Regions from separate parts of the Homo sapiens genome. Here regions 2, 3, 4, 5, 6 and 7 are each linked to region 1. Evidence: chromatin contacts called from ENCODE Hi-C or POLR2A ChIA-PET data. All regions are on one chromosome and are shown on one strand. Each heading gives the region's core, a stretch centred on a gene start or an enhancer-like site at or near the end of the contact. The rest is flanking DNA. Distances are from core to core; before and after follow the strand shown.

Evidence for each region. A loop is a pair of places that touch in the nucleus more often than their neighbours do. ChIA-PET counts read pairs that join two places held with the same protein, here RNA polymerase II (POLR2A). Pooled maps may share reads with other maps.
Region 2: a pooled map shows a loop between it and region 1 (10-fold over the local background). The contact joins the enhancer-like site here to the promoter of MLXIP in region 1. A Hi-C loop is called at or near these places in 6 of 50 pooled maps. POLR2A ChIA-PET finds 5 or more read pairs at or near these places in 2 of 52 experiments (activated CD8-positive, alpha-beta memory T cell and activated naive CD4-positive, alpha-beta T cell).
Region 3: a loop to region 1 is called in a pooled map, with 5 times the contacts of the local background. The contact joins the promoter of OGFOD2 here to the promoter of MLXIP in region 1. A Hi-C loop is called at or near these places in 1 of 168 maps with a recorded cell type or tissue (naive thymus-derived CD4-positive, alpha-beta T cell) and 6 of 50 pooled maps. POLR2A ChIA-PET finds 5 or more read pairs at or near these places in 1 of 52 experiments (CD8-positive, alpha-beta memory T cell).
Region 4: a map with no recorded cell type shows a loop between it and region 1 (2.7-fold over the local background). The contact joins the enhancer-like site here to the promoter of MLXIP in region 1. A Hi-C loop is called at or near these places in 1 of 37 single-sample maps with no recorded cell type.
Region 5: a loop to region 1 is called in a pooled map, with 5 times the contacts of the local background. The contact joins the promoter of VPS37B here to the promoter of MLXIP in region 1. A Hi-C loop is called at or near these places in 2 of 37 single-sample maps with no recorded cell type and 8 of 50 pooled maps. POLR2A ChIA-PET finds 5 or more read pairs at or near these places in 2 of 52 experiments (HepG2 and PC-9).
Region 6: a loop to region 1 is called in a pooled map, with 2.5 times the contacts of the local background. The contact joins the promoter of CCDC62 here to the promoter of MLXIP in region 1. A Hi-C loop is called at or near these places in 1 of 50 pooled maps. POLR2A ChIA-PET finds 5 or more read pairs at or near these places in 2 of 52 experiments (activated B cell and naive thymus-derived CD4-positive, alpha-beta T cell).
Region 7: a loop to region 1 is called in a pooled map, with 4 times the contacts of the local background. The contact joins the enhancer-like site here to the promoter of MLXIP in region 1. A Hi-C loop is called at or near these places in 1 of 50 pooled maps. POLR2A ChIA-PET finds 5 or more read pairs at or near these places in 2 of 52 experiments (CD8-positive, alpha-beta memory T cell and H1).

The regions. Positions count from the first base shown.
Region 1 is chr12:122,077,310-122,080,132 of GRCh38, reverse strand. MLXIP (MLX interacting protein) reads right to left here and starts at 1,377. Exons shown (of 17, transcript NM_014938.6): 1 at 867-1,377. The coding sequence starts at 1,279. RefSeq lists an enhancer at 795-1,034 and silencers at 1,095-1,544, 1,555-1,834.
Region 2 is chr12:121,127,640-121,130,462 of GRCh38, reverse strand. The region is part of intron 2 of LOC105370032 (a long non-coding RNA gene); the gene reads left to right. Among named protein-coding and RNA genes, the nearest start is that of P2RX7, 3.8 kb to the left of the region's middle. RefSeq lists an enhancer at 1,183-1,477. Within about 2 kb of position 1,387, at least 29 of the 41 ENCODE cell types and tissues checked have a DNase peak (open chromatin) inside an H3K27ac peak, as active enhancers do.
Region 3 is chr12:122,973,836-122,976,658 of GRCh38, reverse strand. OGFOD2 (2-oxoglutarate and iron dependent oxygenase domain containing 2) reads right to left here and starts at 1,415. Exons shown (of 7, transcript NM_001304833.2): 1 at 1,276-1,415; 2 at 792-848; 3 at 1-5. The coding sequence starts at 1,407. It also overlaps a transcript of ABCB9 not described here. RefSeq lists an enhancer at 1,511-1,970.
Region 4 is chr12:121,225,941-121,228,763 of GRCh38, reverse strand. It overlaps P2RX4 (purinergic receptor P2X 4), which reads right to left. Exons shown (of 12, transcript NM_002560.3): 6 at 151-231; 7 at 1-39. Among named protein-coding and RNA genes, the nearest start is that of P2RX4, 17 kb to the right of the region's middle. RefSeq lists an enhancer at 1,396-1,445. Within about 2 kb of position 1,388, at least 15 of the 41 ENCODE cell types and tissues checked have a DNase peak (open chromatin) inside an H3K27ac peak, as active enhancers do.
Region 5 is chr12:122,894,709-122,897,531 of GRCh38, reverse strand. VPS37B (VPS37B subunit of ESCRT-I) reads left to right here and starts at 1,408. Exons shown (of 4, transcript NM_024667.3): 1 at 1,408-1,580. The coding sequence starts at 1,470. RefSeq lists a silencer at 1,265-1,414 and an enhancer at 1,595-1,744.
Region 6 is chr12:122,773,240-122,776,062 of GRCh38, reverse strand. It overlaps CCDC62 (coiled-coil domain containing 62), which reads right to left and starts at 1,491. Exons shown (of 13, transcript NM_201435.5): 1 at 1,357-1,491. The coding sequence starts at 1,392. RefSeq lists silencers at 627-921, 1,444-1,653 and enhancers at 1,124-1,263, 651-1,344.
Region 7 is chr12:121,423,903-121,426,725 of GRCh38, reverse strand. RNF34 (ring finger protein 34) reads right to left here. Exons shown (of 6, transcript NM_025126.4): 6 at 2,378-2,823. It also overlaps a transcript of KDM2B not described here. Among named protein-coding and RNA genes, the nearest start is that of MIR7107, 19 kb to the left of the region's middle. RefSeq lists an enhancer at 1,137-1,216. Within about 2 kb of position 1,350, at least 8 of the 41 ENCODE cell types and tissues checked have a DNase peak (open chromatin) inside an H3K27ac peak, as active enhancers do.

The DNA.
Region 1 (2,823 bases), core at 128-2,627:
GGAGAGAGAGTGAAAAAGCGCTTTAATCTTTGAGGGCCAGGCATTTTCTGTGACTTGGAAAAGAGGAATCTCTGCCCAGAGCCGAATCCACATGTCAGAACGGTGTCTGGGATGTCTGCCCTCAACAATGACATCTCCCTCATATAATGTTTCAGGACCGGCCAGAAAACCCTCCAACTTGCCAGAAGGACAGACTGCACCTCCAACAGCTGTGGCACCAAAAGTCTTCTTAGGAGGCACCCAAAGCCCTCCCGAGATGGGGGCGGGCCTCCCGATGAGGTTGTAAGGGGGCCAGCCTCCAGGTGCAGGGACACCTAACTCTGGCCAAGCACTGGAATAAGCAATTTACCTATCTCACTCCATCCCCACAACAGCCCCTTGGAGGCAGACACTACAGTCATTCCCCTTTTATAAAGGAGGAAACAGGCTCCGAGGTGTTACACAACCATTAAACAGCAGAGCCAGCCTCCAGTCACCCCGAACAGGTGGTCCTGACCGCTGCTGGATATGGGGGAAACACACAAAGCGTTTGGAGGAAGGAGTCGATAGAGTCGGGTAACACAAGATGCAGCCAGTGTTTATACCTCTTCCTCGTCCAACATCGGTGGTCCCAGGACACTGGAGGGGAGGGCCTGGATGGGGAACGTGAACCCGAAAGGACCCCGGCACTGCTGGCAGGGGAAGAGGCCAGGACCCCGGCTCCTCTGGCAACGCGGGGAACCCCAGATCCATAAACCCTCCCGAAGGAGGAAGACCCAAAGGGAATGCATGAAGCCACGGGGTTGCCAGGCGGCCCTTCCCTCCACGCTTGTTTTGTCAAACAAGGGCCTCCGGCCGGGGCCTCAGGGGGTCGCGGGGGTCCCTACCTGTAGGCCAAAGTCATGCACTCGAAGAGCTTGGTGAGCGAGGCGTCGATGGACAGGTGGCAGGAGCTAGTCTTGCCGAAGCTGTAGGTCTGGCACGTCTGTTTGTTGACCGTGTCGAAATCGTAGCCCTTCTTGGGCGGGTGCTCTCGGTGCGGCGACGACACCATGAAGTGGCCGCTGTGGATGATCTGCTGGCGGCGCGGAGGTTCCTCGCGGCCCGGCCCGGCCCGAGGCGGCGGTGGCGCGGCGCTCGCGTGGGCCCGGGCCGGGGTGGCCGCGCCGGAGGCGGGCGGCGGGGACGGCTCATCCGTGTCCGAGTCGTCGTCGTCCTCGGACACCTGGGGCTTGAGCAGCACCTGGCGGCCCCGGCTGCGAGGCCGGCGCGGGGAGCACATGAAGACGTCGGCGGCCATGAGAAGGGCTCGGCCGGGGGCATCCCCCGGAGCCCGGGGCAACGCGACAAGCGCGCGAGGCAGAGGGGCGCCGGCCCGGCCCGGCCCGCGCGCCGACTGTCCGCGAGCGCGCGGCGCGGCGGGAGGGGGAGGGCTCCGGCCCCGGCGTGACGTCACCGAGGCGTCTGGGCCAATCGGCTGCCCGCGTCGGCCTCTTAAAGGCGCAGGGGAACCTTTCCTTAGCTAGGCGGACCAAAAAAAAAAAAAAAGGGGAAGCGGAGGCCACGCCTCCCGGCCGTGCCCCTCGCCACCTCCTCCTCTCCCGGCGTCCGTGGGTGCTGAGGGACACGGTGGCCGGGCGGAGCGGCTCGCCGGTGTCGCGACCTGGGAGAGGCGTCGGCAGAGTGGGGCCGTGCTAGTCCCGCCCCCGCCCCGCTCCGCGCCCCGGGAGTCGCCCTGTGGCTTCGCCGCAGGCCCGGCCGGCTCCACGTGGTGGGTGCGGGTGGGGCTCCTCGGCCTCCAGGCCCTGCTTTTTCCCTGCCGGGCGGTACCGAGTCCTCGCAGCTCACGCCTGAGTTTGCCGGACGTGGTGGCTATTGTCCTCATTATTCTCATCGTATTGATGGGAACACTGGGTGGCTGAATACCGACAGGATTTTTCTCAGACCTGGAGTCCACAGAGCTGGGAACTTGCTTCCCCTGCGCGTCCCCAGCTCGGCGCAGCTGTTGAGTGGCAGCGCCCCTGAGCCCAGCGACCTCCAGACCCCAGCTCTTTTAACTTCAACTCAGCATGCTGTTGTTATTTTTTTAAAGTTTGACGGACGAGCCAGCCCCCGAAACAATTCTAAAAGGGGAGTATCTGAGCCAGAGTTTTCTTCTCTGTCAAATGGTGAACAATTCCGTTTCCTCAGAAACTTGGGACAGTTTAAAAATGGCTATAGTGGGGCGCGGTGGCTCATGCCTGTAATCCTAGCACTTTTGGAGGCCGAGGCGGGTGGATCACTTGAGGCCAGAAGTTCAAGACCAGCCAGGCCAACACGGTGAAACCCTGTCTCTACTAAAAATAACAAAAATTAGCCGGTCGTAGTGGTGCACCCCTGTAATCCCAGCTACTCGGGAGGCTGAGGCAGGAGAATCGCTTGAATCCGGGAGGTGGAGGTTGCAGTGAGCCGAGATTGCGCCATTGCACTCTAGCCTGGGCGACAGAGCGAGGCCCTGTCTCAAAAAGAAAAATAAATACAAATAAAAATGGCTATAAGTTGCTTAGCAGGCAGGCTGGCACAAAATGAGCGCTAAATAAATGTGCCACAGGTTGGAGGATTTGGATCAACCAGACCAGAGGTGCCTAGAAATTGCCAATAGTCCACCACTATTTGACCTGCAGAAACGGCAACTTCGCGTGGCACAACCTAACTGACAGACACCTCTAGAAAGCTGTCAAGGTTTCCGGGGCTCAAAGCCAGTCTGGGGTGGGGGTGGCAGGGCATCAGAAGAGCCAGTGAGGCCCATGAGCCAGGAACACCCATCCTAATCCTAGCAGGGCGTCCAGAGTCCACAGCCACTCC
Region 2 (2,823 bases), core at 138-2,637, 950 kb after region 1:
TCCTTCAGCCCTTGTCCGCTATTTCATCACTGCTACCTCCTCCACTCCATGGATTCTGTTCTCAAAGAGGTTACCAAAGACTTCTCAGTTGCCAGACTGGGTGGATATATTTTATTCCTTATGTTACTTGATCTCTTGGATGCATTCAACATCACTGGCTACTTTCTGCATCTTGGACCAGTATTTTCCCTTGGTTTCCATGACTTTCCTGGGTCCCATGTTCTCCTGGTTTCTCATTTGTACTTCTATGACTCTTTATCTTATCTTTCTTTTTAAAAAATTAATTTAATTAATTTATTTTAGAGACTGGGTCTTGCTCTGTCGTCCAGGCTGGAGTGCAGTGGCGCAATCATGGCTCACTGCAGCTTCAAACTTCTGGGCTCCAGTGATCCCCCTACCACAGCCTCCTGAGTAGCTGGGACCACAGGCACATGCCACCAAGCCTCGTTAATTTTTTTTTTAATTTTGTAGAGATAGGGTCTTGCTATGCTGCCCAGGCTGGTCTCGAACTCCTGGCTTCAAGTGATCCTCCTGACTCAGCCTTCCAAAGTGCTGGGGTTACAGGCATAAGCCACTGCATCCAATCTTTGTCTTATCTTTCTCTGGCTCTCTTCTCCCTGTAAATATCAGTTCCAGCAAATTGTCTCTCAGCACTTCTTATGATTCTATCAGGATAGGACAGGTTATGCTGCAATAACAAAGCACTCTCAGTGTCTCATGGCTTATAGCAGTGATGAATTAATTCTCACTCACACTATATGTCCATCATGGGTCTCCCAGATGGCTCAGCTCTCTGTAATCACTCAGAGATCGAGGCTAACGGAACAGCCATTGTCTTGAACTCTTTAATGAGAACTCTGGAGAGTCTCACAGCAGCAATGAAATGTTCTGACCTCGTGATGGAAGGAATATAAAGTTACCAAAAAAAAAAAAATTGGGGATTGAACGGTGGATTTCTTAGTCTTGTGAGTGTGTGGGTGTGTTTACAATTTACAGAAAATCAAGTGACATTCTTCAGCAGAAAAGGGAGTTTTTTTTTTTGAGGAAACACTTATCTCACAGACTGCAAGTGCAGGAAATGTGCCCAACCTCATGAGAACCTATTAATAGAATCAGAAACCAAACTGTCCTGTGCTGAGGTTGCTCTTTCAGTTTGTCTGAAGCCCGCCTCTGTTTGTCTCTGTGTGCCCATTGCGAGTCTCTCTAAACACTGGCTTCCTCTGTTTCTCCCAGGGCACGTGGTTCAGCAATGCTCTCCAAGTTAGGTTCCACAGTTCAAATGCAAGCCCAGATCCCCTGCCCAGTTCCAGAACTCAAGGGGAATGAATCTGATTGGCCTAATTCTTTATCCCTGGTCCAATCAGCTATGGCTGTGGGCGGGGCCATAATCACACAGGGCGTCAAGGGCCAACCTCCGTTGGGGGAGAAGGGAGGGAGGAAAGAAAGGAAGATGGCGGGAGAGAGAGAGAGAGAGAAGGGGGGTGGGAAGAGAGAGAGAGAGAGGGAGAGAGAGAATGAGAATGTGACTCTCAGAGAATAGAGGCTCCAAGGCTGAGGGACTGCTGGTTAAATACCCGTTCCTCCCCCAGGTGGGACAACTCTGAGACAAGTCTAGGCAGTCTCCAGAGGGCCTGAGGGGGTCTGAGCCCAGATGCCCACAGCCGTGACCTGCTCTTTAATTAATTAATTAGTTTTATTTATTTCCAGTGTCTTGCTCTGTCGCCCAGGCTGGAGTGCAGTGGCACGATCTCGGCTCACTGCAACCTCCGCCTCCCGGGTTCAAGCGATTCTCCTGCCTCAGCCTCGCTAGTAGCTAAGACTACAGGCGCGTGCCACCACTCCCGGCTAATTTTTGTATTTTTAGTAGAGTTGGAGTTTCACTATGTTGCCCTAGCTGGTCTAGAACTGCCGACCTCAGGTGATCCGCCCGCCTCAGCCTCCCAAAGGGCTGGGATTAGAGGTGTGAGCCACTGCGTCCGGCCTCCTGACCTACTCTTTAATGCTTCCTGTGTTGACTGCCTTCCCTTTCCTGTCTCACTTCCCCACTCCTCTTCCTGGGTCGCCTCCCAAACAAACTACTTGGACCTGAATCTCGTCCAGCCTTATGTTCTGGTGTTAAAGAGTCTGTCTGGAATTTACCCTGAGAACAATAGGTGGGTTTATAAACGGGTGTGCATGGTCTCATTTGCAGCTCAGTCAGAGCACTCTAGCTGCACCATGGAAAATGGGCGGAAGGGGCAAGAGTGGAGCCAGGGGTCTGCCCAGGGAGAGGGTAGAGTGACATGGAGGGGGACCGAAGACAGATCCCTGAAGGACACCAACACCAAGGAGACTAAGCTGAGGCAGAGTAGGGAGGAGAGGAAAGCCGAAAGACAGTGAGTCCCCAGAGGCCATGGGGTGAACACTTCACAAATAAACCGGTGACCACGGAGATATTAAGAGCGATGGTAAATCTGTGTAATTAAAGCAGCTCTAGTAAGGGAACTGACAGACACATTATTGGAACAGGGTGGAGTCACGTATTAAACACAAAGATAGGTGCAGACCGGGTGCGGTGGCTCATACCTGTAGTCTCAGCACTTTGAGAGGCCAAAGCAGGAGGATTGCTTGAGCCCAGAAGTTTGGGACCAGCCTGGGCAACATGGCAAAACCCTGTCTCTACAAAAAATAAAAAAATTAGCCAGTTGCGGGAGTGCACACCTGTAGTTCCAGCTTCTCGAAAGGCTGAAATGGGAGGATCCCTTGACCCTGGAAGGTCAAGGCTGCAGTGAGCCAAGATTATGTCACTGTACTCCAGCCTGGGCCACAGAGTGAGACTCTGTA
Region 3 (2,823 bases), core at 166-2,665, 900 kb before region 1:
TCAAGCTGGGGTGGCACAGGGTTGTTACCAGGTGGGGCCTCCCATCCTCCTGAGGCCACTGTACAGATGAAGAAACTGAAGCCCAGAACGCCAGACAGGGCCCAGGCTGGAAGCCAAGTCTAGCCTACACTCCTGAATCTATCTGGGTCAACTGCAAGTTCCAGACTGTTAGCTGAAAGGGACTTCTAGAAGGGGACCCATCCTGTTTCAGGCTGCCCCAACCTGAGCCTAGCTGGGATGAGAACCCCTAGATGTACCTCAACCATCTGGGCCCACACAGGGACAGGAGACAGTCATGGCCAAGTCCTGTGTTCCAGAGGTTGCTGAGGACTCTCCTGGGAAGCTTCCCACCACTGACTCCAGGGGAAGGAGGAGGAGGGAGTGGGGCAGCAGCCCTGGCAGCAGCCTGCGGGGTATATGGTAAGGTGTGAGGAGCCCAGGGGCCTGGAAGCTGTGGCTGGGATCACATCTGCTCCTGCTGTAAAAGCTTGGGCAAGGGATCCCTCTTTAAGCCTCAGCTTCTCAATCCAAAATGAGAGTGGTGCTTGTGCTTATCTCACAGAGCTGTTAAGAACGGCATGACTAGGCAACTTAGCAACTTAGCATTTCCCCTTCTCTCTCCTGGTGCCAAGACTCAGGTGTGGAGGGATGAGTGGGGGGCAGGAAGGAGGAAAGTGAGGGCCTAAGTGACCCTTCAGGGATCAGGGACTGAGGCTAGGCTCAAGCTGTGTCCTCAAGCTGCGGACACAAATCTAACGAGGAGGAGCTGTGCAGGGGCAGGGGACTGGTACCTCTGCTAACAGCTGCTGGAAGTCCTTGGCGCTAACACAGCCTCGGCTGCGCAGGATCTGGGAGCAGAAAGAACACTGAGCATGACTGTATGACCTGAGGAAATCCCTTCACTCTCTAAGCCTCAGTTTCCCCTGCTTAAAATGGGGAGAGGAGCCCCGACCTCAAAGGATCATGGAGAGAATGAACTGCGGAACCCTGTCAAGCTCAGGACAGGGCTCCGGGCTGGTGTTGCTGTGAGGCGGCAAGCTGAGCCCGGCCCTGTCCTAAGCACCCTACATGCTTGTTCATTCCTTCCTCACAATCTCACAGGGAGATACTATTACCCCTTTACGGTGAGAAAACCGAGGCAGAGAGAGGCCGTCATTCTTGTATTTGAAGATACGGTGCGCGGCGTGCGCAAAGCAAACGACCCTGGGGACGAACTTCCCTCCTCCACTACCCCTCTCTGCCCACTGCTCCGTAGGGACGACAGCGGCCACTCACCGGGCCGTAGTCCCGGCGCAGCTGCTGCTCGCCTCGGAAGCGCACGTGCAGCCCATAGCGCGCCACGTACAAGTTATCGGTGCAGAAGCAGGCGCAGCGGCAGAAGTGCCGCGGAGCCCCCACCGTCGCCATAGTGAAGCACCCACAGCCCTACCAGCTTCCGTAGAGAGACTTCGGGCACGCCCCCAACCGCGGGAGGCGCGGAACCAGCGGCCAAGGGGCCGCTCTAAGTTCCCAAGGGCGGAAAAGGACGAAGACGCACCTCGCCAGGAAACGGTCTGCGGAGAAAGATGCTCCTGGGCCGGGTTGGGACCGGCGGCCTCCTCGTTCCGCCTCCCAGTTTTCCCACTACGAGGCAGGGACTAATGGCTCCACTTTACAGACAGCTGAACTGGGTCGTGCCTTCACAGGACGGGGAGAGGAAGGGACTCGGAGCCCCAAGGCCTTTGACTTAAACGCCGACCCACCCCCCGCCGTCTGCCCGGAGCTCGTGGAGAACCAGCCGAGCTGAGGACAGTTTAAAGAGCTCGGAGGTCCGACTAGTTCCCGCTGGTGCTTCAATCATCCAGCCCTGTACGTTTCAGTTTGGATTTAGCATCTACCCCGGGTCCCTGCCTGGCGCTTCCGGTCCCTCCGCCACAGTCTGTTGGATTACCTCAGATTGCCCCAGTGAGTGTCTCCACCAAAACGCTCCGTCTCGCATTACTTCCGGTGGCGTTCCCAATGGACGCGGGAGGGCGGGGTCAGGTGTGGGAGGGCGACGGGGCGTGGTCTCACCGCAGCCAACAAATGACAACTCTTGCAGACCGAGCCTCTTCTCTCCCCGGACCTTTGCTCAGGAATCTACCAGCATTAAACCTTTGAGCTAGGTACTATTATATCACCGTCTTACAGATGAGGAAACTGAGACCCAGAGAGGCACAGGGACCCGCCGCAGGTCACACATCCAGTAAGGGGCAAATATGGCGTTTGAACCCTACAGAGTTCCCCAGTTAACCACCACAGGGCTTCTGGGAGTGGTGGAAGTATGTGGGATTTGGGGTTTTCTCGTGCAGAGCTGCCCGGCCCGAGAAGGTGTTTAACGTTTTACAGTCGTCTTGATTGCCCAGTGATAGTGAGAGGCCCTGCTATCTAGGAAAGGATCCATTTCCCCAGATCAATGTTCATTACCCGCCTAACTGCCCTTTTTCCCCAGGAGGCCCAGGGCAGGTCGGCTCCCCAGCCACCCACCAGGCAGGCCTGGCACATGCAGCACCCCACCCCACCCTCACCCCCTCTCCGTTTGCAGCAGTTTGCAAGATGAGTGTGTTGTACCTATCAGTTTATTTATTTGTTTATTTACTTTTTGAGATAGAGTTTCACCCAGGCTGGAGTGCAGTGGCGCGATCTCCGCTCACTGCAACCTCTGCCTCCCGGATTCAAGCAGTTTTCCTGCCTCAGCCTCCCGAATAGCTGGGATTATCGGCAGGCGCCACCACGCCCAGCTAATTTTTTTGTTTTTTGTTTGTTTGTTTGTTTGTTTTGAGACGGAGTCTTGCTCTGTCGCCC
Region 4 (2,823 bases), core at 139-2,638, 850 kb after region 1:
TTGAGGTAAGTAGTGGTGATGTTGGGAAGGATATTCCTCCTAAAGTCGAGAGGAAGCAGAAAATCAGAGCGACGAAAACCTCAGAGAAGAGAGAAGAGCCAGAAGTTTCTCCAAGACCCTGGTGAACTCACACACCTGGCCACCACTTACTTGCTGAAATTAAATTTGGGATACCAGATGTTGTTCTTAACCAAAAGAGTGAAGTTTTCTGCAGCCTTTAAAAAAGCAGGTCTGAAAAACAATGATAACATTACTGTTAATAAAATACATACAAATACTCACATAACCATGTTATATATATATATATACACACATATATATATGTATTGTGTGTGTGTGTCTGTGTGTGTGTGTGTGTATATATATATATATATATATTTTTTTTTTTTTTTTTTTGAGATGGAGTCACTCTGTCACCTCGAGTGCAGGCTTGAGTGCAATGGCGCGATCTCAGCTCACTGCCACCTCAGCCTCCCGTGTAGCTGGGATTACACAGGTGTGAGCCACTATGCCTGGTTAACTTTTTTTGTATTTTTAGTAGAGACAGGGTTCCACCATGTTGGTCAGGCTGGTCTCCAACTCCTGGCCTCAAGTGATCCGCCTGCTTCAGCCTCCCAAAGTGCTGGGATTACAGGCATAAGCCATCACGCCCAGCCTATATATATTTTTGAGACAGGGTCTTGCTCTGTTGCCCAGGCTGGAGTACAGTTGCATGAACACAGCTTCTTGTAGCCTCGACCTCCCAGGCTCAGGGGGTTCTCCCACCTCAGCCTCTCAAGTAGCTGGAACTATAGGCATGCATCACCATGCCTGGCTAATGAAATTTTTTTTTTTTTTTTTTGTAGACATGAAGTCTTCCTACATTGCCCAGGCTGGTCTTGAACTCCTGACCTCAAGCAATCTTCCTACCTCCGCCTCCCTGTGCTGGACTACAGGAGTGGGCCACCATGTTCAGCCCCTATGTAATATTTTTAAAAACATATACACACATCTTACAATGTCATTTTGTCAAGAAGATGAAACACGTCTAGCATTTTCTACACCCTTCTGCATGCACACTCTTCTCTTCCAAGAGAAGACACTGAGCCGAGCCTTCCAGGTTCTTCCCCTCAAGGAAGGGCAGGCCCTCTCCCCCAAGGCGGTGAAAACTGAATTGCTAACCAGGGAGGGGATTTGTGGCCTCACTGGAAATCAGTAGGCCTGGCTTTGGGGCCGCAGGCGTTCTCCAGGGAGAGAATGAAGGCTGGGCAGATCCGGTTTTACAGGTCAAAGCAAAAGTAAATTTGCCTACAGGCTGGATCCTGACCTGTCTGAAAAGTGCACAAAGCACCCGCCAGCAGGTGCGCCGGCCTCTTCTCAGAAGTGCCACGTCAGCTCCTGGCTGACAATACAAGTTGAATCTGTCCCCAAGGGGACTCCATTTCTTTGGTGAATTTCTCCTGGAGAATCTGGCACTGTATGGCTAACCCTTCTGTGGGGGATGTTCCCCTGATCCAGGTGGGATCTTTGGAATGACAACATCAACAGTCTTCCCAGCCCTGAGACAGGAGCAAGGTCAGTGACAGGGCTGCACTCGGAGGAGAGCTGAGCCTGTCACCACTGCTGTCAGAGAAAGGCTGGGACCAAGGGGCTTCTCTCAGGTTTTTTTTTTTTTTGAGATGGAGTCTTGCTCCTGTTGCTCAGGCTGGAGTGCAATGCCGCGATCTCGGCTCACTGCAACCTCTGGGTTCAAGTGATTCTCCTGCCTCAGCCTCCCGAGTAGCTGGGGTTACAGGCGTGCACCACCACGCCTGGCTAATTTTTTCATATTTTTAGTAGAGATGGGGTTTCACCATGTTGGTCAGGCTGGTCTCAAACTCCTGACCTCAGATGATCCACCCACCTCGGTCTCCCAAAGTGCTGGGATTACAGGCATGGGCCACTGTGCCTGGACTTCTCTCAGGTCTTCAAAGTCCCCACTCCCTCAAGAGGGATGGCTTACAACAGGGGTGTTCAAGTTTTTGTCATTTCCTGTACCGTAACACCCACACACACACCTGTGTACCTCACATGTAATACTTTAAGATCAACTCACCTTTTTAGAGAAATTGAGATGAAATTCACATAACATAAAATTAACCATTTTAAACTGGACAATTCTGTGGCATTTAGTACATTCATAATGTTGTGCAATCATCACCTCTGTCTAGTTCCAAAACGTTTTAGTCTTTGTTCTGTTTTTGAGACAGGGTCTTATTCTGTCACCCGGGCTGGAGCGCAGTGGCATGATCTTGGCTCACTGCAACTTCTATCTCCCGGGTTCAAGCAATTCTCGTGCCTCAGCCTCCTGAGTAGTGGGATTACAGGTGCGCACCACCACGCCTGGCTAATTTTTATATTTTTAGTAGAGAGGGGGTTTCACCATGTTGGCCAGGCTGGTTTTGAACTCCTGGCCTCAAGTGATCCACCCGTCTCTGCCTCCCAAAGTGCTGGGATTATAGGCATGAGCCACTGTGCCTGGCCAATGTTATTTCTTATATCAGTGTGCACTTAAAAATCATTTTACACCGCATTAGATCTGCAACAGTGATGTCCAATAAAAGTATATTGTGAGGCCAGGTGTGGTGGCTCACGCTGTAATCCCAGCACTTTGGGAGGCTAAGGCAGGTGGGTTGCTTGAGCCCAGGAGTTCAAGACCAGCCTGGGCAACATGGTGAGACCCTGTCTCTACAAAAAATAAGTTGGCTGGGCATGGTGGTGCGCCCCTGTGGTCCCAGCTACACAGGAGGATGAGGCGGGAAGATCACTTGAGTCCAGGAGTTCGAAGCTGCAGTGAGCCATGAT
Region 5 (2,823 bases), core at 159-2,658, 820 kb before region 1:
CCTCTAACTTTCATCATTTTTCTGCAAACACGAGCCCTTAGTACAACGGGCTGGAAGGAGAGAAGAGGTTGGCAGAGCCCAGCCTAACGTATGGATGGAGAACACAGACCTTATGTTTTACCCATGGAGTTGCAGAAGAATCAGCTTTATACACAAAGCCCCTAAGTCTGCCGATAAGCATTTGCTGAATGCCTCGACTGTGTTCAGAGCTGAGTTATGAGACGAGGTCAGTGTGTTATGATGCCAGCGTGGTGGACGCCAGACTGGGAGCCAGGAGACCTGCCAATTACTTGATTTTCAGAAACAAAGCAAAAGCCCAAAAAATTTCCCCTTCTCAGGGCTTCAGTTCCCTTATGTGTAAAATTAGGGGGCTGTCATGGTTAACCTCAGCCTTAGGTTTCTTCTAACTAGAACTGTGACAGATTCCAAAGTAGGATAATGAGTTCCCAGGCTCCTGGATCTTAAGAGGCTTCCCGGTAGCTGAGAGACTGAGAGCGACTGCACCCTAAATCGTGTTGTTTCTGAAAGAGCACAGGTTGGCCCACCTGGATGTCTGGGCACCTTCCTCTGAGGTGATGCAAAGGGGCCACTCAATGGGTCCTTGCTCAAAATGCTCCAGCCTTACTGGCCTTCTTCCCATTCCTGAATGCACCAAGTTAGTCCTGTCCCAGGGCCTTTGCACGTGCTGGTTTTGCTGCCTTGAGCTTCCTACAGGAATGGTGGCTGGTTCCTCCCTTCTCATCCTTCACATTTCCTTAGACGCCACCTTCTCCGAAAGTGCCATCTCTTACTACCCTAAAGGTCTTTTTATTTTCTTATTTCAGTGTCCATTCCCTTATTTGTGATCGCCTAATTATTTTACTTATTTCTTGTTTTGTTTGCGTCCTCTTTCATTCTGTTAGCTCCATGTAAGCAGGGGTCCGTTTTGCTTTATTCAGAACTGTATACTCAATGCCCAGTACAGAGTAGGTCTCAAAACATATTTGTTAAATGAATGACGTGGCAGCTCCACAATTCCAAGTAACCAATGACACCTAAAGTTGTTTCCCCATGAAGTCTCTGTCTTTTGGGTTCCGTGCATCGGGCTGGGCTCACAGGCTGCGGGAACTTCCTTCCCACTGCCTGTTTTCCTTGGATCGCGGTATCTCTCTTCCTGGAGGAAAAAGGCTCTTATGACCTCATGGCGCGCTCTCCCGAGCCGCAGTGACGTCATTAATGCGCTCACGCGTCACAGCCCAATCATAGGGCCCTTCCCCTCCCTTTAGAAGTCCCGACTGTCCCTGACACATTCCACTCCAAGCGAGCCGCGACACTTACGTCACGTCCGCCCGCCCGCGCGGTGATGACGTCACGACCCAGGGCTGGCGTCACGTGTCCCCCCCGCGGGGGGCGGCCCTTGAGGGCGGCGCTTCCGGTCGGCGGAGCCTGGTGGCCGCAGCGGCGGTGGCGACGACGGCCGAGACGTGGGGATGGCGGGCGCCGGGAGCGAAGCCCGGTTCGCCGGGCTGTCGCTGGTGCAGCTCAACGAGCTGCTGGAGGACGAGGGCCAGCTGACGGAGATGGTGCAGAAGATGGAGGAGGTGAGCCGAGCTGGGCTTAAGGCGGCGGCTGTGAGGCCTCGAGCGGGGTTCGCTCCTCGAACGGTGGCCGGAGGCGGAGGCGACCGCGGCGCCTCCGGTCGTGTTGAGGGGACTGGGCTAGAAATGGGGGCGCTTGGGGCGGGGTGCGGGAGCCAGGGAACCGCGACTGGTGCTTAGGCAGGAATAGGGGGCCTGAGAGGGGGTTTGAGGCACTGAGGGGACCGAGACTAGGGCGGAGGCGGGAAAAAGGGTCCTGAGACGGGGCTTGGGGAGCCGATTGGGGGTCCTGAGACAAGGTTTTGTGGGGCTGAGGACTTAAGGCTGGGTCTGAAGACTTAAGGCTGGGTCTGAAGTGGAGATTAGGGAGCCTGGAATGGGAATTTGGGGATTAGAGTGCTATCGTTGGGTCTAGGCGGAAGAGGACGGAACTGGGGGGATCTGAGATTGGTTTGGTCGGAGGAGCGGGGAGAGTAATAAGGGCTGAGTCGGAGGCGAGGATTAGGGGTGACTGAGGGGGACCAAGAGCTAGATCTGGTAGAGGTTGGGGGGTTTCCTTTGAGAGGAAAGGTTGGGGACAACCAGGGGGACTGAGGCAGCTATAGGGGATCAGAGTAGGTTTTGGGGGACTGAGTGGACTATCCAAATAGGACTCTTAGGAGAGGATTGAGGGTTCCAAGATGGGTTCGGGAGGCTGAGGGTCTGTAGCTGAGTCTATGAGGTGGTTCTGAGGCTCTTTAAGGGTTGGGCGAGGGTCCCCAGCCCAGGGTTTGGAGGCAGGAGTCCATGGTCATACCATAGCCAGGGTAAGGTTTGAAGGTTCCATGTATCTAAGGGGTCCCAATAATGCCCCTGGAGTCTGACTTCTTTTGAAGTGGCCCCAGCAGAGTTACGGGAGTTCGTGGATGGGCCTAAGGGTGGCGACAGGATACGTTTTTCTGTAAGGGTTGCCCCCTCCACCGAGGAAGGGAAGGTGGGAAATTTAGTGTGGCTGGCTTTGTACCACTGCGTCCCACGTGTCTGGGACTAAGGAAGGTTCCTGGAGCAGTTTCAGGAAGAAGTTAAAATGGGGGTTTGGGGCTGGCTGCCAACCCTCACCTCTGAGAGTCAAGCCTTGCCCAGCCCCTGGAAGGCATGTGCCAGCTCCTGTTTCTGGTTATCTTCCTTCACACCTTGAGGTGTGGTTTGCTCTCGGGTAACTGACTTCATCCTTGCAGATTTGCAGTGTGTGCTCCCTTTCTCTCAA
Region 6 (2,823 bases), core at 242-2,741, 700 kb before region 1:
GTGCTGTCCCTGCCTATGAAATAAACAACTAAAAGTGTTACTTTAATAGAGTTCCACCTTAAAGACAGTAATTAAAGGTTCAACAGAGGCCCTTTGTACCTCCTTACTGCTTTTTGAAAAGTAAGATTTGTAAATAAACAAGAATAATGAGGTTGGGCTCAGTGGCTCACGCCTGTAATCCCAGCACTTTGGAAGGCCGAGGTGGGCAGATCACCTGAGGTCGGGAGTTCGAGACCAGCCTGGCCAACATGGCGAAACCCTGTCTCTACTAAAAACACAAAAATTAGCTCGGCATGGTGGTGGGAGCCTGTAGTCCCAGCTATTTGGGAGGCTGAGGCGGGAGGATTGCTTGAACTCGGGAAGCAGAGGCTGCAGTAAGCCGACATTGCGTCACTGTACTCCAGCCCTGGGGACAGAGCCAGACCCTGTCTCAAAAATAAATAAATAAGAATGATGAATAAATTACAGTTGCTAGTCTTAACAAGGAAAATGGAATTTGGAGTCAAGGGATTTCAAGTCCCAAGGCTTGAATTCCAGTGTTGGGTTAGCCCTTCATTCATGCACTCAACAAATAATTTATTGAGCGCCAGTGGCTGGGCCACAGACCTCCAGGCAAGGAGCACATATTCCACTCCAGGAAAACAGGCAGTAAGCCGAGTACACAAAGGCAGGTCGTCTTACACTGATGGACGCGAACCTTGGGCAAGCCCACTTCCAGACTTTTTGGTACAGTGGAGTTGTGAGAGCTCCTTCCTCTACTCGCCAGGTTGTGTAAATTAAGGACACCCTGAGAGGTAAATGGGAAAGCAGCTCCCCAGACGCCAATCGTCCTCCTTAAACAGTAAGCACCGGGTACGCGCTACTCTGTGGCCCGGGCTGAATAACAAGGTGTTATTGGGTTAAGGAAACGGTCGTGACGCCGTTTTCCTCTAGTGTATTGTTTCACTTTTTTTTTTTTTTTTTTTTTTTGAGACGGAGTCTCGCTCTGTCGCCCAGGCTGGAGTGCAGTGGCGCGATCTCGGCTCACTGCAAGCTCTGCCTCCCGGGTTCACGCCATTCTCCTGCCTCAGCCTCCCGAGTAGCTGGGATTACAGGCGCCCGCCGCCACGCCCGGCTAATTTTTTTTTTTTTATTTTTAGTAGAGACGGGGTTTCACTGTGTTAGCCAGGATGGTCTCGATCTCCTGACCTCGTGATCCGCCCGCCTCCGCCTCCCAAAGCGCTGGGATTACAGGCGTGAGCCACCGCGCCCGGCCTGTTTCACATTTTAAGTAGACACCGTTCTTGAGAAGCAATAGATTTCGACCAATGTGCACCGTTCCCGCGGCGCCCCGCCGCGCCCGGAACCGCTGCTTACCTGGCGCCCGGCAAGGAAGGCTGCCGGAGGGTTCATAGGTGTTTCCTCCGCCCCCGGAGAAGCCCGGTGTGGGCGGCGTCACCTCAGAAACGCCATCGGCGCGCCTGCCCCGAGCGGCGGGGGCGAGCCCGGAGCCCCGGGGCCCCGCGCCCTCGGCCGACCCCCGCCCCGTACTCCAACCGCCTGCCTGGTGCCCACGCGGCGTGCGCCCGCCGGGGCTCGGGGCTCCCCGCCAGGGTTTCCGGGCCGCAGCCCCGCTGCGCTGGTGGGCACTGTTCTTCTGCCTCGGAAACTGGGGGCTCCCAAGTGGCTCAGGCTGCGTATGGACGCTTTTTGCCCACGCCCGAGGCTCCGGCGCTGGAAGGCCTGAAAGAACCGGCTGTTCACCACTACCCAGAGAATGAAGAAGTCAATAAAGGCTGCTGCGCCGCCCCCAGCACTCTGGTTTATGACATTTGAGTTGCTCACTTCCCTATCTTCCATCTTCCCCCTAATAACCGTGAGCTCGGCCGTGCTCGCTCCTGTGTAGCTGGCTCCCAGAACAGGACCTGACACTCGAATGCGTGGAGGCAGAGCCCAGCCCTCGGGGATAACAGTTGCGGGCTACCCTAGCACCTTTGATACTTTAAACCAAGAATCACAGATGAAGAGGGGGAAATTTACTCTTGGGAGCTCCTGAAAAGCAATGAGGAGAACCACGGTACTTTGTCATGACAAAATCTACGATATTCTGGGTTGAATCTAAGCTTTTTCACCTGTTCTTCCATAGTCACCTCTTCATCCCCCTTTCACTCTTCCTAAGATGTGGGAACGGGACTAGGAAAAAATAAGGCTTATCACACTTCAGCCCCGGCTGCCCATCCCTGAATGCTTAACCCATCAGACAGCAACACAATTACTAAATACGGTCGGTCTTACAGGGTTTCAACTTTACTTTTTGGTTGAATATGAAATGCCAAAACATGCCCTTGTGTTCAAAAAATACAATCTGAAAATGGAAAAACAAAATTAAGATTTCTTATTTTGAAGCTTTACTGATAGGCTCATGTTTGGGAGACCAAAGCAATGTCTTAGAATTTAAAATCAAGAAAGCTGGGCGCAGTGGCCTGTAACCCCAGCACTTTGGGAGGCCAATGTAGGAGGATCTGTTGCGTTCAGGAGTTTGAGACCAGCCTGAGCAACATGGTGACACCCACCTCTAAAAAACTTTTTTTTTTTTTTTTTTTGAGATGGAGTCTGGCTCTTGTTGCCTGAGCTGGAGTGCAATGGCACAATCTCGGCTCACTGCAAACTCTGCCTCTGGCCTCAAGCAAATCTCCTGCCTCAGCCTCCCGAGTAGCTGGGATTACAGGTGCCCGCCACCACGCCACCTTTGTTGTATTTTTAGTAGAGATGGGTTTCACTACCTTGGCCAGGCTGGTCGCGAACTCCTGACCTCAGTTGACCCACCCACTTCAGCCTCCCAAA
Region 7 (2,823 bases), core at 101-2,600, 650 kb after region 1:
TGAACCTGGGAAGCGGAGGTTGCGATAAGCCAAGATTGCACCATTGAACTTCAGCCTGGGCAACAGAGCAAGACTCTGTCTAAAAAAAAAAAAAAAAAAAAAAAATTGTTTAAAATTATCCAGGCATGGTGGTATGCATTATATGCCAGCTCCTGGGGAGGCTGAGGCGGGAGGGCTGCTTGAGCCCAGAAGTTAAGACTGTAGTGAGCTATGATCATGCCACTGTACTCTGCCTGGGTGGGCAACAGCAAGACTCTGTCTTTAAAAAAAAAAGGGGGGGGAGGGGGTAGAAAGGCATGCCAGTTTAAAAATTCAAATTCCAGGGGGAAATGCTTGCCCTCTGCCAAACAAGCCAATTTCCAAGTATCAAGCCTGTTACACTAAACATTTCTGTTGTCTGACATTTCTATTATCTGGCTAATAAACCAGGGTTACTTCAAACTACTATCTAAAAAATCCACCAAGCATTTTGTACTCTTTCTATAAAGAAGCCACTAAAACTTAATACACAAATCTAAGAGTAAACATTAAACTGCTTTAAACTAAGACTGTATAAATCTGAATTTTTGAATTTAAGTTTAGACAAAACCAGCACCTACTGCTTAGCTTCTATGGCCTGGATTTAAAGACTTGCCACCACCAAGTTACCAATTTGGAGGAAATGTTAAGATTTCCAGAGTCTCATCAAAAGATTACTTTGGGAGGAAGAGGCGGGTGGATCATGAGGTCAGGAGATTGAGACTATCCTGGCTAACACAGTGAAACCCCGTCTCTACTAAATATACAGAAAAATTAGCCGGGCGTGGTGGCGGGTGCCTGTAGTCCCAGCTACTTGGGAGGCTGAGGCAGGAGAATGGCATGAACCCAGGAGGTGGAATTTGCAGTGAGCTGAGATCACGCCACTGCACTCCGGCCTGGGCAACAGAGCGAGACTCTGTCTCAAAAAAAAAAAAAAAGTTTAGACAAAAAGCACAAGTGCCCACAAAACTCTGGCAACTTATGCTGCTTCTAAAGGGAAACCATGACCTGCTCAAGCCAGTTACTACCAATTGTGGTTGCAGACAAACAAGTGGGAGGCCTTGATTTACATGCTTTGATCTTCAAAAGCAGAAAATTTTTTTCTTTACTATTAGCCACACAAACTTTCTGCCCAAAGCACAGGGGCATCTGCCTCCTGGTGTTCACAGGTATTTTCAGCTCTGTTGATGGACTAATAAATTCTGAGCACCCAAGGCCATATGTGTTACTCACTGCACAGTCAGGAGATAACAGACTCTGAGAAGTGGCCACTCCCAGCTGCACTGAAATGACAGTTGGTCTCAACTCAACCATCCTGAGTCAAGTCAAGTTGGACCTAAAAGAGATTTCACAACATTTTTGCATAATAGCTCAAGTTCCTCTTTTTTTTTTTTTTTTTTTGAGACGGAGTTTCGCTCGTCGCCCAGCCTGGAGTGCAATGGCACGATCTTGGCTCACTGCAACCTCCGCCTTCCAGTTTCAGGCGATTCTCCTGCCTCAGCCTCCTGAGTAGTTGGGATTACAGGGACCCGCCACCATGCCCAGCTAATTTTCGTATTTTTAGTTGAGACAGTTTCACCATGTTGACCAGGCTGGTCTCGAACTCTTGACCTCATGATCCACCCGCCTCAGCCTCCCAAAGTGCTAGGATTACAGGCATGAGCCACCACACCTGGCCCAAGTTTCTCATTTCTTATGTGGTACTGGAAGGGTTAAGAGCAACTCTGGCATCAGAGCTAGGTTCAAATTCTGCATAGCCACTTTTTAACCATGAGGTTTTAGACAAGTCTAACTTCTCAGAGGTTAGAGAAGCAAAGCAATGTTTATTTCAGAAAGTTGCTTTGAGGACTGCAGAGGCAACTACAGCACCTAGCGCAATACCTGGACACAAGAAACAGCACATCAGCAGTTAACCTTACTGATAAGCAAGCAGGAAATGTAAGCACTGTTGCTCATGTGGCATTGTTTTTTTCTTTTTTTTCTTTTTTTTTTTTTTTGAGACAAGGTCTGGCTCTGTTACCCAAGTTGGATTTCAGTGGTGTGATCTTGGCTCACTGTAACCTCCACACCCAAGGCTCAAGCCATCCTCCTACCTCAGCCTCCTGAGTAGCTGGGACTACCACGCCTGGCTAATTTTTTCCAAAGACAGGGTTTCGCCATGTTGTCCAAGCTAGTCTTGAACTTGTGAGCTCAAGCATTCCTCCAGCCTCAACCTCACAAGGTCCTAGGATTACAGGCGTGAGCCACCGCACCCGGCCCCCATGTGACATCTTTGAAGGTGCTCCCACCATCTCTTCTGAAGAGGGGTGCTAGGCCAGGTCACTTGATTTAGGAACTGACCAAGACAATGTAAACAAAAGCTTTTAAAACTAATTTTATTCCTAAAGTTAAAATCAGCTAGCGGGTAGCACTGAAAATACACCTTCACTATACAAAACAATGTAAACTGATTACACATTAATAAGGAATTTAGCACACACACTTCTAATAAAAGAAGCTAGATGCAGCCCTTGCTATAAAAAGCTATACCTGAACAAAAATGGACATGTGGAGTCTAAGGCCCTGGCAGTCGACTAGAGAATGTCAGTTGTTCCCAATTATGTTTAAATGCAGAAACAGCAACAATGTGGAAACTTACATTCATCAAATGTTAGCATTTAAAATATACATGACTAATAAAGTGAACATTCAGAGGAGCCACTGCTCAGCATGTTCCATGTCGGCCACTTGTGGACACTGATCTCATCCAAAGAGGACAGAAGTTTCAAACATCTGAGCAGTTTAAGTTAAAAATAGGATGAAGGG